Linked DNA regions of Homo sapiens: region 1 is linked to region 2. Evidence: read pairs that join two places in POLR2A ChIA-PET (ENCODE). Cell type or tissue: A673. All regions are shown on one strand.

Region 1 (8,000 bases), 220 kb after region 2:
GCAACATAAACATTCCAAACTGACAGCACTATTAAGTGTACCAAGGTTTCCAAAGCAGATATTACACTTTTAGGAAGAACTGAAAGAAGCCTCGGGTCAAATGAAAGACAGACAGCTTACCCTTCCTGCTGGTCAGGTGGCTTTTTAGCTTGTACATGATTCTGGGTACCAAAATTAGAGGGATACAGACATACTAGGAAAAACTATCAGGATTACGAGGATCCCTGAAACCATGTTCCATGGAGACTTATGTAAAAATAAATAAATAAAAGAGACTCAGGGCCAGGCGCGATGGCTCACGCCTGTAATCCCAGCACTTTGGGAAGCCGAGGTGGCGGGTGGATCATGAGGTAAGGAGTTTGAGACCAGCCTGGCCAATATAATGAAACCCCATCTCTACTAAAAATACAAAAAATTAGCTGGGCATGGTGGTGGGCACCTATAATCCCAGCTACTTGGGAGGCTGAGGCAGGAGAATTGCTTGAACCCAGGAGGCGGAGGTTGCAGTGAGCCGAGATCGTGCCACTGCATTCCAGCCCAGGTGACAGTGCGAGACTCCGTCTCAAAAAAAAAAAAAAAAAAGAGAGACTCAGATAAACAAGAGATCCAAAAACTTGAGAAGGTCTAGCCTTCCAAACAGAAGATCTGTGAGGGATATGGCATTCCATGAGGAATCCAATGCTTTTTAATCTTCTACAGCCAACAGACTCTCTTGAAAAACTGTTGAAAGCTATGGGAACTCTCCGCAGGGAATTGTACATGGAAACCAAATTCTACAAACATTTTTAGGGGATTGCTGCCCCTCCACCACCACTGCCAAAGCCCATCCACAGACAACCCCCGTAGAAGACCAAAACCAGCGTTCAGAGCCTCGGGATTAGGCATCACCTGTGTAACGCCCACCCCTTGCCAAAGTCATAAACCAGAACCAATGGATGGGTGTCATATGGAGGTGAGCATCGGCTCAGTAAAAAGACTTCCTATCATGCCTGCCATCTGGAAACAGAAAAGGCTGCCTGGCATGTAGGGAGCTTGTCATCACTGCAGGTTTTCAATAAAAAACTGAATTAGCATTTTCAGGAAAGTCATAGAGAGGGTTCAGTCATGCCACTAGACTAAATGACCCAAGGCCTTTTAGGACTTTGCTACTTAAAATGTAGTCTGAGGGCCAGTAGCATTGGCATCATCTGGGAGCTTGTTAGAAGTGCAGAATCTCAGGTTCATGTCTTAGAGCAGTGCTTCTTAAGCTCTGACTCATCTGCATGTCAGAGCTTAAGAAGCACTGCTCTAAGATTTTCTAAGGGGAGAGAAATAAAAATATTCTGGTCCCTCAGCAGCAGTCTTGCACCTATGCCTTCAGAGAGCTGCCCTTTTAGCTTTATGTAAGTTTGGATTTTAGAAGTGAGGGCCCTGCTATAAAACCTCATCCCACCCTCTACCATGAGTTACTATAACACTAACATGAGTTAGCTATCTTCTCAAAGGTTGCTCATGGAGAACCTAGGGGAAGAGTGGAATAATTCCTGCTTTGTCTCTAAGCCAGTTCCTGAACTTCTACAAGGAAATAGTAATTTAAAAATATTTATCCTCATGACTCTTTTTTTTTTTTTTTTTTGAGGAATAGGGTCTTGCTCTGTTGCCCAGGCTAGAGTGCAGCAGTGCAATCTTAGCTCAGTGTAACCTCAAACTCCTGGGCTCAAGGGATCCTTCCACCTCAGTCTCCCCACTAGCTAGGACTTACAGGTATGTACTGCCACACCCAGCTAATTTTTTTTTTTTTTTTTTTTTTTTTTTTAGCTGAGGGCCCAGGTTGGTCTCTAACTCCTAGCCTCAAGCAATCCTCCTGCCTCATCATCTTTAATAACAATAACATATAATTTATTGTGATCTCACATGAGCCATATACACTGCTAAGTGCCTTTTGAATCCCTTGTCTTACTTAACCCTTACAATAACACAACAGGGTAGGTAATATCATTTTTTCTCCCATTTTTCAGGTGATAAATCTGAGACTCAGAAAGGGTAAGTGACTTGCTCAAGGCCACACAGCTGGTGAGTGGGGAAGCTAGGTCCTGACATGAAAGTTCAAGTTCTTAACCACGAAGCCCCACACCTATTTCCTTTAGAGGAAATTTCTTGCCTTCTACTCTTTTCAGTAAGCAGTAATGGTAGCCTGAAGGTTGTCAAGTTCCCACAGCACTCATCCAAGTTATCTAGGGATAAAGCCAGGCTGTTGACCAGGTAGCCACAGACACAGGTGCACTAGGGTCTCAGATCTCAGCCCTCCATTATATTCCGTTCATTACACAGGAAGACTTAGAGGTCACGCTTTCAAATCCTGGCCCCTTCCTCATTATCTGCTCCAGCATCAGAGTTCTCCCAGGCCTGTATTGACTTGCTTTATCTCCTGGCTGCTGTCCCATCTCCATTAGATCCCAGGCATTTGAGCAAAGTACACAGCTATCCAGTTCTGACTGAACGGAATTGACTCGCCATTCCTTCTCTATAATTTTGGGCATAGTCTGAGAGGATTTAGAAGGTGTCATTGACTTGGAATTACAGTTCTTTGTTACAGAATGAATTTCCGGACCATGCTGAAGAGAGACCTTGCATTTACACAAGCAGCTTTGTTCCTGTCAAAGTGTCCCTCTAATTGCATTGTGCACATTCATTCTGGACTTTGCTTCTCAAGAAGGAACTTTATCAAAGAGAACACTGACTTCCTATAGCACTTAACAACTGCAGCCTTCATTTGGAAATTAATGATGAGCTGCATATACTCTCTTCTACTTATGTTCATTAACTTTTTTATTTCCTACAGCTATTAAACCTTTTGTATGTCTTTGTATAATATGCCCCCACTAGGTCCCGTAAAGCAAAAACCACATTTTACTTAACTTTGTTTCCATCACAGCAGTCTAGCACACTGCCTTGTCTGCATTAAACATTTGATGACCACATGACTGATTGGTAACTAACCGACTGCATTTTACATATTACCATGCACATCTGTTGCTATGCCCAAAGTGAATTCACTCTTCCAGATACTGAACTTATGTGGAGGGAGAAACTTGAAGGGGGAGTGAGGGGAAACACTCTAAGCATGTCGAGAGCCTGAAGCAGATGGTGCTGTATAAAAAACCATAACATTATGGTTTCAGCTCTATGAGAAGTAACAATAAAATGTGCTCCCATGAGGTAGGACTAAGCCACTAATCCCCCTGGTACAGCTGGAAGCACAAAAGCTTCTTAAAGTTCAGGGACCTCAACCCACCTGGTTAGACAATAACCAGGCCAAAGCCTCATTTCTCAGCTGCTTTTGTTATCACTTGCTCCAACTCCCAAAACACTTAAAGAGAATTGTGGGAATTTTAAAATAAACTTGCTTGAGAAATGGGCCAGAATTGTATCATTTTCTTACAAAAACAAAAAATCCTTAATACTAGCTAGAAAAAAAAAACAAACAGGGCATTTCCTCCAGTTATTAAAAAAAATTCAGTAAATAAAATTTTTTAATTTCTACTAGGTACTGATTCGCTGTTTGAAATTTTGTCAGATTTCTCTCCTCTTTATGAGACTCTCAACAGGTGACTCTTCCTGGTCTATTTTTCATTCAATAAATAGTTCTAGAGAGCTGACTATGCTCTCTAAGGCTAGAATCTACTCAGTGCATAGACAAAAACAGAAGTGAGCTGTTCGTACGGCTTCTTCACATGTGGTTCCTTCAGTACCGAAATTTCATCTGCTCTAATGATCAACTTTACCCCTAGAATCTTTTTTTTTTTTTTTTTTTTTGAGACAGAGTCTCACTCTGTTCCCCAGGCTGGAGTGCAGTGGTGCACTCTCGGCTAACTGCAACCTCTGCTCCCAGTTTCAAGTGATTCTCCTGCCTCAGCCTCCCGAGTAGCTGGGATTACAGGTGCACACCACCATGCTCAGCTTAGTTTCGCATTTTTAGTAGAGATGGGGTTTCACTATGTGGCCAGGCTGGTCTTGAACTCCTGACCTCAGGTGATCTGCCCACCTCGGCCTCCCAAAGTGCTGGGATTACAGGTGTGAACCACCACGCCCAGCCTAGAATCTTTAACAGGATGCAGGAACCCCCAGACCACAAAGGAAGGGGAGATAATACAGCTGAAAGCACTGCACAGTTCAAACCCTGTCTCTGTTACTCATGCGAGTACGGGCCCTCACCATGCTTCAGTTACTCACACATAAAATGGGGAAGAAAACACTTCCTCTCTCAGAACAAAAGTGCCTGGTGCTTGCATAAATATTCTTTGTATAAATATTCATATCTATAAATATTATCATACAACCTTAACCCAGGGGTTGAAGACTAAAGTGTCTGTTGGTACAAACGAGTGTAGGAACTGGGTCAAGTGAACAGGAACTCAGAGTCAGGGAAGTGGGGGACTGGTGGGGCTGGGGGTGAGCCAGAGAACACCACCTCGCTAAGGGACTGGCCTGATGCAGCACGAGCCAATTGTGACCTCAGGGGATATGGCCCAGTGTCCTCTCTTTTTCTGATTTTTCAAGAGAAGCCAGCTCTCCACGGTTTGACAGGAAATCTCCTAATTTTTATTTATTTATTTATTTTTGAGATGGAGTTTCGCTCTTGTTGCCCAGGCTGGAGTGCAAATGGTGCGATCTCAGCTTCCTGCAACCTCCGCCTCCTGGGTTCAAGCAATTCTCCTGCCTCAGTCTCTTTTATAGCTGGGATTACAGGCAGATGCCACAACAGCCAGCTAATTTTTGTATTTTTAGTAGAGACAGGGTTTCACCATGTTGTTCAGGCTGGTTTCAAACTCCTGACCTCAGGTGATCCACCCGCCTCAGTCTCCCAAAGTGCTGGGATTACAGGCATGAGCCACTGCGCCCAGCTGAAAGCTCCTAATTTTTAAACGTTGGGAGGCAATATGGTGCAACAGTTAGGAGCAGGAACTCCAAAACCAGACCATCTAGGTTTATAAACCTCAGTTCTGCCATTTACCTGCATGTGATTTTTAACAACCTATTTAACCTCTTCATGTCCCATTTTCCTCATCTAAAAATAGATAATAATTAGTATCTATTTCATAAGGTTACTACGAGGAATAAAAGGTCAACATAAATGTATATACACAAGACCAGCCTGTGCAACATTGCAAGACCCCATCTCTACAAAAAAAAAAAAAAAAAGGGGGCAAAGGACTCAAATAGATGTTTTGCCAAAGGAAACATATGAATGGCCAACAGGTGTATGAAAACATGCTCAACATCACTAATCATCAGGGAAATGCAAAATGAAACCACAATGAGATACTACTAAAAGCCTGTCAGGATGGCTATTATTTAAGAAAACAAAAATAAATTGTAAAAGACAACAAGCATTGATGAGGATGTGGAGAAATTGGAACCTTGGTACACTATTAGTAAGAGTACAAAATGGTGGAACTACTATGGAAAAAAGTACGGAAATTCCTTAAAAAATTAAAAATAGGACTACTACATGATCCAGCAATCCCACTTCTGGTTATTTATTTAAAATAATTAAAATTAGGATGTGAAAGAGCTAACTGCACTCCATGTTCATTACAGCACTTATTCACAATAGGTAAGATTTGGAAACAACCTAAATGTCATCCAAAGATGAATGATTTTTAAAATGTGGTATATACATATAACAGAATACTATTCAGCCTTAAAAAGAGAAGAAAACCCTGCAATACATGACAACATGGATGAACTTGAAGGACACTGTGCCAAGTGAAATAAGCCCGTCAGAGAAGGACAAATACTGCATGATTCTATTTATAGGAGAGATCTAAAATTGCTGAACTCATGGAATCAGAGGAGAATGGGGTTACCAGGGGCTGGGGCAAAAGGGAAATTTGTAGTCGCTAATCAATGGGTACAGTATAAAGTTTCAATTATGCAAGATTAAGTCCTAGAGATCTGCTGTATCACACTGTACCTATAGATAGCAATACCATATCATACACTTAAAAATCTGGCCAGGCACAGTGGTTCATGCCTGTAATGCCAGCACTTTGGGAGGTGGAAGTGGGTGGATCACGATCAGGAGTTCGAGACTAGCCTGGCCCACATGGTGAAACCCTGTCTCTACTAAAAATACCAAAAATTAGCCAGGCGTAGTGGCAGGTGCCTGTAATCCCAGCTACTCAGGAGGCTGAGACAGGAGAATCACTTGAACCCAGGGGGGCAGAGGTTGCAGTGAGCCCAGATTACACCATTGCACTGTAGCCTGGGCAACAAGAATGAAACTCCGTCTCAAAAAAAAAAAATCTATGAAGAAGGCCAGGTGCAGTGGCTCACAGGTGCAATTCCAGCACTTTGGGTGGCCGAGGCAGGTAGACCACTTGAAGTCAGGAGTTCAAGACCAGCCTGGCCAACATGTCAAAACCCAATCTCTACTAAAAATACAAAAATTAGCCGGGCATGGTGGGGCACACCTGTAATCCCAGCTACTTGTGAGGCTGAGGCAGGAGAATCGCTTGAACCCAGGAGGCAGTGGTTGTAGTTAGCCAAGATCGTGCCACCGCACTCTGGCCTCCACAATACAGCGAGACTCCGTCTCAGAAAAAAAAAAAAAAGAAAAAAGAAAAAAAAAAAAAGGCCGGGCACAGTGGCTCACACCTGTAATCCCAGCACTTTGGGAGGCCGAGGCAGGCAGATCACCTGAGGTCAAGAGTTCAAGACAAGCCTGACCAACATGGTGAAACCCTGTCTCTACTAAAAAAACAAAATTAGCTGGGTGTGGTGGCACATGCCTGTAATCTCAGCTACTTGGGAGTATGAGGAAGGAGAATCACTTGAACCAGGGAAGTGGAGGTTTCGGTGAGCCAAGATCACGCCATTGCACTCCGGCCTGGGCAATAAGAGAGAAACTCCATCTCAAAAAAATAAAAATAAAAATAAAATAATTTTCAAAAGAAATTTGGATTTTGGGTTCTCGGAGGGGAAATACCACCCTGGGGCATTTTGGATATATCACAATTTGTTTACCCATTCATCCGCAAGTGGACATTTGTGTTGTTTATGGGTCTTGGCTATGACAAAGCTGCTATGAATACTTATATACAAGTCTGTTTGCTCGCTTTTCTCTTGCTCTGCCCCTTGGTGATATTGGGAGTGTTGCAGAGCAATGCCTAGGTCCTCCTCCTCCTGCCCTGCCTATGAGGCTGCCTGCTGCTTTCACCTTCCTAGGTATGTAACTTTATTTATTACTATTATTTTTTTGAGACAGGGTCTCGCTCTGTCACTCGGGCTAGAGTGCAGTGGCACAATCACAACTCATTGCAGACTTGACTTCCCAGGCTTAAGCCATTTTTCCCCCACCTCACCCTCCCAAGTTGCTAGGACTACAGCAATTTTATATATATATAAAATATATATTATATTATATAAAATTATATTTTATATAAAATATATATTATATTGTATAAAATTATATTTTATATAAAATATATATTATATTGTATAAAATTATATTTTATATAAAATATATATTATATTGTATAAAATTATATTTTATATAAAATATATAATTAAATTTAATAATATTTAAAAATACATATATGTACACACACTTTTTTTTTTTTTTTTGAGGCAGAGTCTCGCTCTGTCACCCGGGCTGGAGTGCAGTGGCGCGATCTCAGCTCACTGCAAGCTCCGCCTCCCAGGTTCACGTCATTCTCCTGCCTCAGCCTCCCAAGTAGCTGGGACTACAGGCGCCCACCACCACGCCCGACTAATTTTTTGTATTTTTTAGTAGACACGGGGTTTCACTGTTAGCCAGGATGGTCTCGATCTCCTGACCTCGTGATCCACCCGCCTCAGCCTCCCAAAGTGCTGGGATTACAGGAGTGAGCCACCGTGCCTAGCCAAAATATTTTCTTTTTTAACCGAGCTCCAGGGCAGGGGATGAAGTCTACTCCTTGATGGGCTGAGCAAGGCTGCTCTCCTGTGATGTCATTATCTCCTGTTCTAACTCATTC
Region 2 (8,000 bases):
ACTTGTTCTCTTGGTGTGAACACAGTACAAGCTGAGAATCTTTGATCCAAAAAATCGTTAAGTCCAAAATGCTCCAAAATCCAAGTTTTGTTGTTGTTGTTGTTGTTTTGAGATAGAGTCTCACTCTGTCACCCAGACTGGAATGCAGTGGCACGATCTAGGCTCACTGCAACCTCCACCTCCTGGGTTCAAGTGATTCTCCTGCTTCAGCCTCGCAAGTAGCTGGGATTACAGGTGCGCACCACCACGCCCAGCTAATCTTTTGTACTTTTAGTATAGATGGAGTTTCACCATGTTGGCCAGGCTAGTCTCGAACTCCTGACCTCAAGTGATCTGCCCACCTCAGTCTCCCAAAGTGCTGGGATTACAGGCTTGATCCCACCCACCGTGCCCAACCCAAAATCCAAAATTTTTAAGCACTGACATGATGCCACATGTGGAATATTCTACACCTGACCTCATGTGACAGGTCAAAGTCAAAATGCAGTCAAAACTTTGTTTCATGCATAAAATTATTATAAGTATTGTATAAAACTACCTTCAGACTAGGTATATAAAGTGTATATGAAACATAAATGAATTTAGTATTTAGATTTGGGTCCCATCTAAACAGGTAGGAGTGGAGTGGTCTACCATCTTAGGCCCATTGGTGAGGCCCTTTAAATTAGACTGACAAAAGACAAATTAAGAGGAGAACTACAAGTTTATGAACATGTGCATTGTGTGTGCACATGGGAGCACGCAGTACTGACTACCTCAACGCGGTGGTGAGAACTTGGGTTTATATAGCAGCTCAACAGAAGGGCGAAAGATTTTTAGAGAAGTGACAAGACAAAGGAAAAGGACTTCAAGTTTCTAGAGCAGCAAATTTTGAAAGTAAACATATGGGAGAAATGAACAGAGAGGAGGGCTAGTTGGTAAGGTTTGTTCCAGTGGTTAACTTCAGTCTTTCCTGGTGGTGAGGGGGCAACTTCACAAATTTATGCTCTGCTTTTAAGCAAATGAGAAATGGCAGAGAGCCTTATCTGCTTCTTCTCAATTGTCTTCAACTAAAAATAATCGATATGCCAAATTGGCTTATTTGGAGGTTGCATACTCTGCCACCCTTCCCCTCCCTCTCTTCACCACTTTTCTTTCTGTGGGTGCGTGTACATTATACTGGGGCCCTGGAAACTGGTATTGGGTGCTGAAAACTGGTGTTGAGCCCTGATCGTTTTATGACCTTATGCCCAATCTGTCCATGAGGCTTCCTTCAACTCCGATTGATTTATCCTAATACATTTTGCTTCACAGTGGGCCAGGTCCCAGATTCTGAAGTGGGGAAGAAACGATGACAGGGTCAGACATCAGGTGGTGAGGTCTTAGCACACAGGTTCACAGACACATAGAAAAGGAGAGAAAAGGCCGGGCGCAGTGGCTCACACCTGTAATCCTAGCACTTTGGGAGGCCAAGGCAGGTAGATCACGAGGTCAGGAGTTCAAGACCAGCCAGGCCAAGATGGTGAAACCTCGTCTCTACTAAAAACTATAAAAAATTAGCCGGGGCCAGGCGCAGTGGCTCACGCCTGTAATCCCAGCACTTTGGGAGGCCAAGGCGGGCAGAGCATGAGGTCAGGCGTTTGAGACTAGCCTGACCAACATGGCGAAACCCCGCCTCTACTAAAAACACAAAAAGTAGCCGGGCGTGGTGGCACAGGCCTGTAATCCCAGCTACTCGGGAGGCTGAGGCAGGAAAATTGCTTGAACCTAGGAGGTGGAATTTGCAGTGAGCCGAGATTGCGCGCCACTGCACTCCAGTCTGGGGGACAGAGCAAGTCTCCTCTCAAAAAAAAATTAGCTGGGCACGGTGGCAGGCACCTGTAATCCCAGCTACTTCGGAGGCTGAGGCAGCAGAGGTTGCAGTGAGCTGAAATTGCACCACTGCACTCCAGCCTGGGTGACAGAGTGAAACTCTGTCTCCAAAAAAAAAAAAAAAAAAAAAAAAAGGCCAGGTGCGGTGGCTCACGCCTGTAATCCCAGCACTTTGGGAGGCCGAGGCAGGCGGATCACGAGGTCAGGAGATCGAGACCATCCTGGCTAACACACTGAAACCCCATCTCTACTACAAATACAAAAAAATTAGCCGGGTGTGGTGGCAGGCGCCTGTAGTCCCAGCTACTTGGGAAGCTGAGGCAGGAGAATGACTTGAACGCGGGAGGCAGAGCTTGCAATGAGCCAAGATCGCACCACTGCGCTTCAGCCTAGGCGACAAAGCAAGACTCCGTCTAAAACAAACAAACAAAAAAAACAAAAAAACAAAGTAAGGGAGAGAAAGACAAGATAGAAATGAGCAGTGACTGTGGAGGGAGGTTGGGCTGTGGCCTGAGCTCAGGAGAATATCAGAGGTAAAGGATGACTTCTGGAGGAAGTAAGGGTGTGGAAGCTGAGTGAGATTAACACAGAAATAAAACAGAAAGGATGGAGGAGTAATGGAGGCCGTTGGAGGAAGGTGGTAAAAGAACAACTCTGTCAATGACAGCAGCTGTCACCCTACTGAATGTTGATTACATGCCAGGCATTGTGATAAGGATTTGTAGGGATAGTCTTTCTTACTTATCCCAATGCCTCTGTAGTAGGTACTATTATTTTACTCATTTTACAGATGAGGAACTTGAGGATCAGAGAGGTTAGAGGGCTTGCTTGGAGTCACAGAGCTAGTAACTAGAAGAGCTGGGATTGGAACCCAGGTCAGTTGGATGCCAAAGCCCAGGTTCTCATCCACTCCTTCTACCACCTTCCAATATTGACTCAGGGGCATTTCTTCCCACCACGCCTGCTGTAGGCTGAGGAATGCGATGTCTCCCAGCACCCCAAAGAGTGAGGTGCCGTGTGATGAGCTAACTCGGAGGTGTAGCTCAAAAGCCCTGCTATGACTGAGCCGTCTGCCAGGGCTGTGAGTGCTCAGAGTGGAGACGTTCTCATCCGCCATCAGGGAATACTCACTCCATTGTGCTGGCCCCACCTAAATGTTTTTTTATTGCCTGCCCTTCACCATGAGTAATGCCACTTTCCATTTTAAGCTGGGAGCTTCAGGAGATGACTGCATTACAAGCCAGGGTTTAAAGCTAAGAGCTGCCTGGGGGATTACTCACCCATTTCAAGACGCTGCCCACAATGCACCCTCCCACTCAGGATGCTGCTGGAAGATCTTCTTCCTTGCCAAAGCCTAAAAGAAATCTGATTTCCCCTGGAATCCGACTAGGAGTGGTGCCAGAATATCAGAAAGCTGGCGAGTTAACTGGTTCTCCAAGTGGAGCTACCGTGCTTGTTTCTGGTCCTCTCATGTGTGCTAAGGTTTTGTTGCTTGTTCATTCATTTGGCATTTGCTGAGGGTCTACTATGTGCCATGCACTCTGCCCATGATGGAGAGACTATCACAAGCTAAACAGCTTTAGTCCTTGTCCTCAGGGAGCTAACAGTCTGGGGGTGTGGGGATAAACAGACAATTATAGTAAAATATCATAACAGAATATGCTAAATCATATGACATGCATGCTCAGGGAGTTTTGGAAACCAACAGCCAGAGGATTTATACTAAGGTAGGTATGAAGGATGAGGAGGAGCTGGCTTGGTTTCTTAATTGTAAGCAACCAAAATTGACTCTAGAAGGAGAGTTCAGAGAACCTGGGGTTGCTCCCAGAGTCACTGGGAAGGTGTGGTGGCCCCAAATCACACTGCAGGAATGGTCCAGCCAGACCAAGATGTACGTGTGTATGTGTGTGGTGGGGAATGAGGGGGCGGGTGTAACTTTCAAATACATGGGGTGGGGATTCAGATGCCGGGCCGTCAAAAATGATGACAAATTTCCAGAACAGCAGGTAGAATTAGGGAAGGTGTGGAGGAGAAGGCTGTCTCAAAATGACCTAAGATATTCTGAGTCAGAGAAAACAAAAGGAACAGCTTAAAGAGAGCACCAACTCAGTGAGGCAACCAGGCAGTGGGGCCGGCTGGCCAGACTCTTGGGGGATTCCTTAGTGAGTGAGTTCACTGCTCAAAGAAGGGCTTTGCCACTTCTGCAGGGAAGCCAGCCACGGGCCAGCAGGTAAGCATGTTTTAAGGCTTTCCTTTTTTGTTTTAGGGCTCCTGGGGACATTCTGGAAGGCCACAGTTCTCACTACAAGCCTTGAGATTACAGAGCCTAGCTAAGTCGGGAAAATGTTCTCTGCATGAGAATTGGAAAAGATGTTTGGGGGAAGCCAATAGGATAATGATAATAGCCAACTTTTATTGCTTGCGCTAACATGAGCTTACATGCATTATTTCATTTCATACTCATAATAAACCTATCAGTTTAGATGAACAGACTGAGGCACAAGGATTTTAAATGACTTGGCTAAGATCCCATGGTTAGCAAATTGTGGAGCTGGTATGCAAATGTAGATCTGTTTTACTATAACTAAGAGTCTGTTGACAGAAAACATGAAAAAGTGAGGGCCAGATGAAGAAGAATGTTCTGTGCATAATAAGCGATCGGAAGGAAGCCTGATTCCTTAGCGGTCACCTCTCTCATGGGTACAATTTTGAAACTTAAGGTCAGCTGTTGGTCCCTACTGAGAAATTTTCAAATAGAATCCAAAATGGAAAAGCCCTATTTTCCTAGAGGGAGACTTGAGTGAGGAACTTTAGCCAGTAACTCAGGGTATTGCCTCCTAGGTTGCAGCAAGAGGTATATATAGCATTTTAAAATTGATTTTGTCAGAATAATAATTTCTCTGATTATACAAATAATACATGCTCCTTGTAGAAAATTAGGAAAAAATAGAAAAACATAAAGAAGAAAACAAAAATCATCTTTACTGTTAGCACCCAGGAATGGCTTTTGTCATATTTTGGGGTATGTGTGTGTGTGTGTGTGTGTAATTTGTAGTCTCTTTTTCTGATGCATATATGGTGATACTGTCTTTTAAATTACAGTTCTTTATATCTTCGATAATTGTTATGACCTTGATTTAGCCCTTTCCTCAAGGGAGAATTATATCACAACATTCAATTTTGCAAATCTGTTGATAGGCAGTACAAGCTGGTTTCTTCAAATGAGGAGGCAGAAGCCATGGAGCCTCCTGGGGTGCGTTGGATATAGTGTATGTGAAAGTGCCTAGTTCTTTAAGAAAAACTTGGTTTTTCCTTATTTGTTAATATTTCTAGCTGGTAAGCATTGCCTAAACAAATGTTTAGCATAATGACTAACCTAATCAGGCAACCATATATTTATTAGGAGAGATTTATTCCATACTCTAGGCTATGCATGGCATTCATTGATGTTGTGTACACAAAAAAAACAGAAGAGCAGTTTCTAGGACTCAGCTCCAAGTGGAGTCTGTCCTGATCCCACCTCCCCTTCACTGGTCTACAGGATCCCAGGTCTTCCCATCTCCCAGCCAAACATATTTCAAAAAGCCACAGTCCAACACACACAGCTCTTTGGCTCTCTCAGGCAGGTGTGCAGCAAGGCCTTCACAGACCTCAGTGAGCGTCTCCTCTGGGAGCCCACGTGGCTCAAGCCAGCACAAAGCCAGATCTATTTGGTGGCTGCTGTTGTTCACTCTTGGCATACCGTATGCCACCCATTCTTGTCCTTTACCCAGATCATCAAGACAAAGCCCTACCAGTTCAGAAGCCCTGTGTGTTCCCTCTTCATATCTTGATATCTGCTTTGTGTTGGGAGTCAGTGGCCAGTCAAGTGCTTGCATGATGCAGGTGGGTTTGCTGATGCAAACAAAGTTGCTGGCATGTGAGTTTTCTGACCCTGAAAAGGCCCCACAGAACTATCCCCTCAGGCCTTGATCAGGACATTACCCCCAGGCCAAGGGGACAAGGAAAATGAACTTGAGTGTACTTCATAAGTGACAGCCAAGAGGGAACCAAAGCTCCTAGTTCTTCTCTTCCCTTCCTGTCTCCATGTAACCTTTTCTTCCTGGGCCATTCCTGGTCCTGGAGGTAAGGTCACTGCTGACAGCACCCATCTGGTGACCCAGGAAGCCAAGGGTCAGCTGGCTTCTCTGACAGTGGTGGATGCCCTATTGTGCTCCTCCTAGAAGAGGGTTCTCTTAACTCTTGCTTTTCTGCTTTGTTTTCCCATGCTTCATTTGATTTTCTTTTTACTTACAAAAGTAACCAGTTAATTTATGTGTCTATTTGAGAGGTTAATCATCTCCAGTGCCACCTTCAGATCCATTTTTCAGCTCCATGAAATTCATAAGATTCTCTTTACATATTCCATTTGTAAACCGAAACTGAATAATAATTCAGATGCCTGAAATACCTCTTAGCCCTGGGAGTGACCTAATTTCTCAAGATCTCAGTTTTATCATCTGTAAAAATGGAATCATAAGATTCTCTTTACGTATTCCATTTGTAAACCGAAATTGAATAATTATTCGGATGCCTAAAATACCTCTTAGCCCTGGGAGTTAATTTCTCAAGATCTCAGTTTTATCATCTGTAAAAATGGAAATAACACTGTTTATACGGTGGTGCTGCTATAATAAATCATGAGATAACAAAGTACTCAATAATATAGTACAAATAAATTAGATTCAATTCATTACAATATGTTTTTACAACAAATTTACCTTTACAATGACCATCTGTGGCAAGTGATACTGGTTTTTCATTTTCATTATTGATGTCAAGTTCCATTTAAAATGAATTTCAGCTTAAAGTGAAAATACTTCAAAAATACTAATTAAATAAAAAATACATTCTAGCTGTATATATTTAGATTATTCAAGACAAAAACATTCTGAATATATAGAAAATTAACCCCCACAGAAAAAGGAAATGACAAACACAAGAAGAAAAGAAACCCTAAGTGAACCCTAAATCAACCAGCTAACCAGACAGCAGAAATCTCAGATCAAACAAGGACCAAGAGTTGGAGGAAGCACGCAAAATAATTCTCAATGGCTTTTTAACCACTAAGACCAAAACAGCAAAATAGGCAGTTAGTCCTCATTGCCCGATCTTCTTTTTGTGGCCCTCACAACTTCTTTTGTTATCCTGGCCAATCTCCACTGGAAAGTCTCAAAGCATTCAACATTCTCCATTAGAAGAACCACCTAAGTGTGGGATCTCTATACGCCCAAATTATCTTTCCCTTCCCTGCAATCAAAACTCTTCTCCTTTTGTAATATGTATGTCTCCAAAGTGTTATCCAGAAATCCTAGTATTCAACTGAATAAACACCAACAGATATTCACCGAGCATCTACTAAGTATATGGAGAGAGTCTATGTCTGTGGGGGAAGGGAGTGCACAAGATCCAATCCCTGCCTTCGAGGAGTTGAAGATTCCCAAGGGAGGCCAAACGGAGGATGCAAATAGCTCTAATTGCAGGGTAGGATACAGTGACTGCCACAAACAGCCACAGCCAATATGCACAGGATGTCACAGGAGGAAATGACTTTTGGTTTGGTGGGGATGAGGACAGGTTCAGATGGAGGCAGCATTGGTTCTCTGAGAAGCATTTGACTTTAAAAAGATTGTATTAACTCTTGTGCCCTACCCCTCAATTGGTGGATTATTTCGAGTCTCTTGCCTATTCTTGGATAACAGCTGGAAGAAGGTACCGCATCCTGCTGTTTCTTCTCTGAGACAGGCCATCTCCCTGCTCATGCGCATCACAAGCCCACAAGACAGGCTTAGGTGCATGTGGCTCTGTGCACAACCCTGACCCCACCTGGCAAAGGCCTCAGCTCCAATGCCGCTTCTCAGAGAGACCCCCCCCCCCACCATACTCCACCTCCTGGTGCACTCTCCCCTTCCAGCCCCCGTGGGCTCCTTTCTACCAGGAGATACGGGAATTAGCACCATTTTAGATTTTCTTAGCTGTTCACTTTTAAAAATTTAATACCTCCCCCTATAGGAATAAAAATTGACAAGGAAAGCAGGGTCTTTGCTTTTCTTGTTTACCCCTGTGTTCCCAGTGCCTGATAAATCACAGTATTTAATACATATTTGTTG

What was found. Peaks named below come from ENCODE experiments on the same cell type or tissue, not always from the same donor. Only the 100,000 strongest peaks of a DNase experiment are listed, where the experiment ranks them.
Region 1: POLR2A ChIA-PET joins it to region 2 with 14 read pairs; 3 of 35 experiments call an interaction of 5 or more read pairs at or near these places.

Annotation. Positions count from the first base shown.
Region 1 is chr5:142,415,885-142,423,884 of GRCh38, reverse strand. The region is part of intron 3 of SPRY4-AS1 (SPRY4 antisense RNA 1); the gene reads right to left. Among named protein-coding and RNA genes, the nearest start is that of SPRY4-AS1, 95 kb to the right of the region's middle. In A673, no CTCF peak of the experiment used is centred here; no DNase peak of the experiment used is centred here; H3K27ac peaks cover 2,227 bases.
Region 2 is chr5:142,640,194-142,648,193 of GRCh38, reverse strand. The region is part of intron 1 of FGF1 (fibroblast growth factor 1); the gene reads left to right. Among named protein-coding and RNA genes, the nearest start is that of FGF1, 42 kb to the left of the region's middle. RefSeq lists an enhancer at 2,390-3,589 and a promoter at 3,714-4,058. In A673, no CTCF peak of the experiment used is centred here; DNase peaks (open chromatin) are centred at 3,103 and 7,343; H3K4me3 peaks cover 569 bases.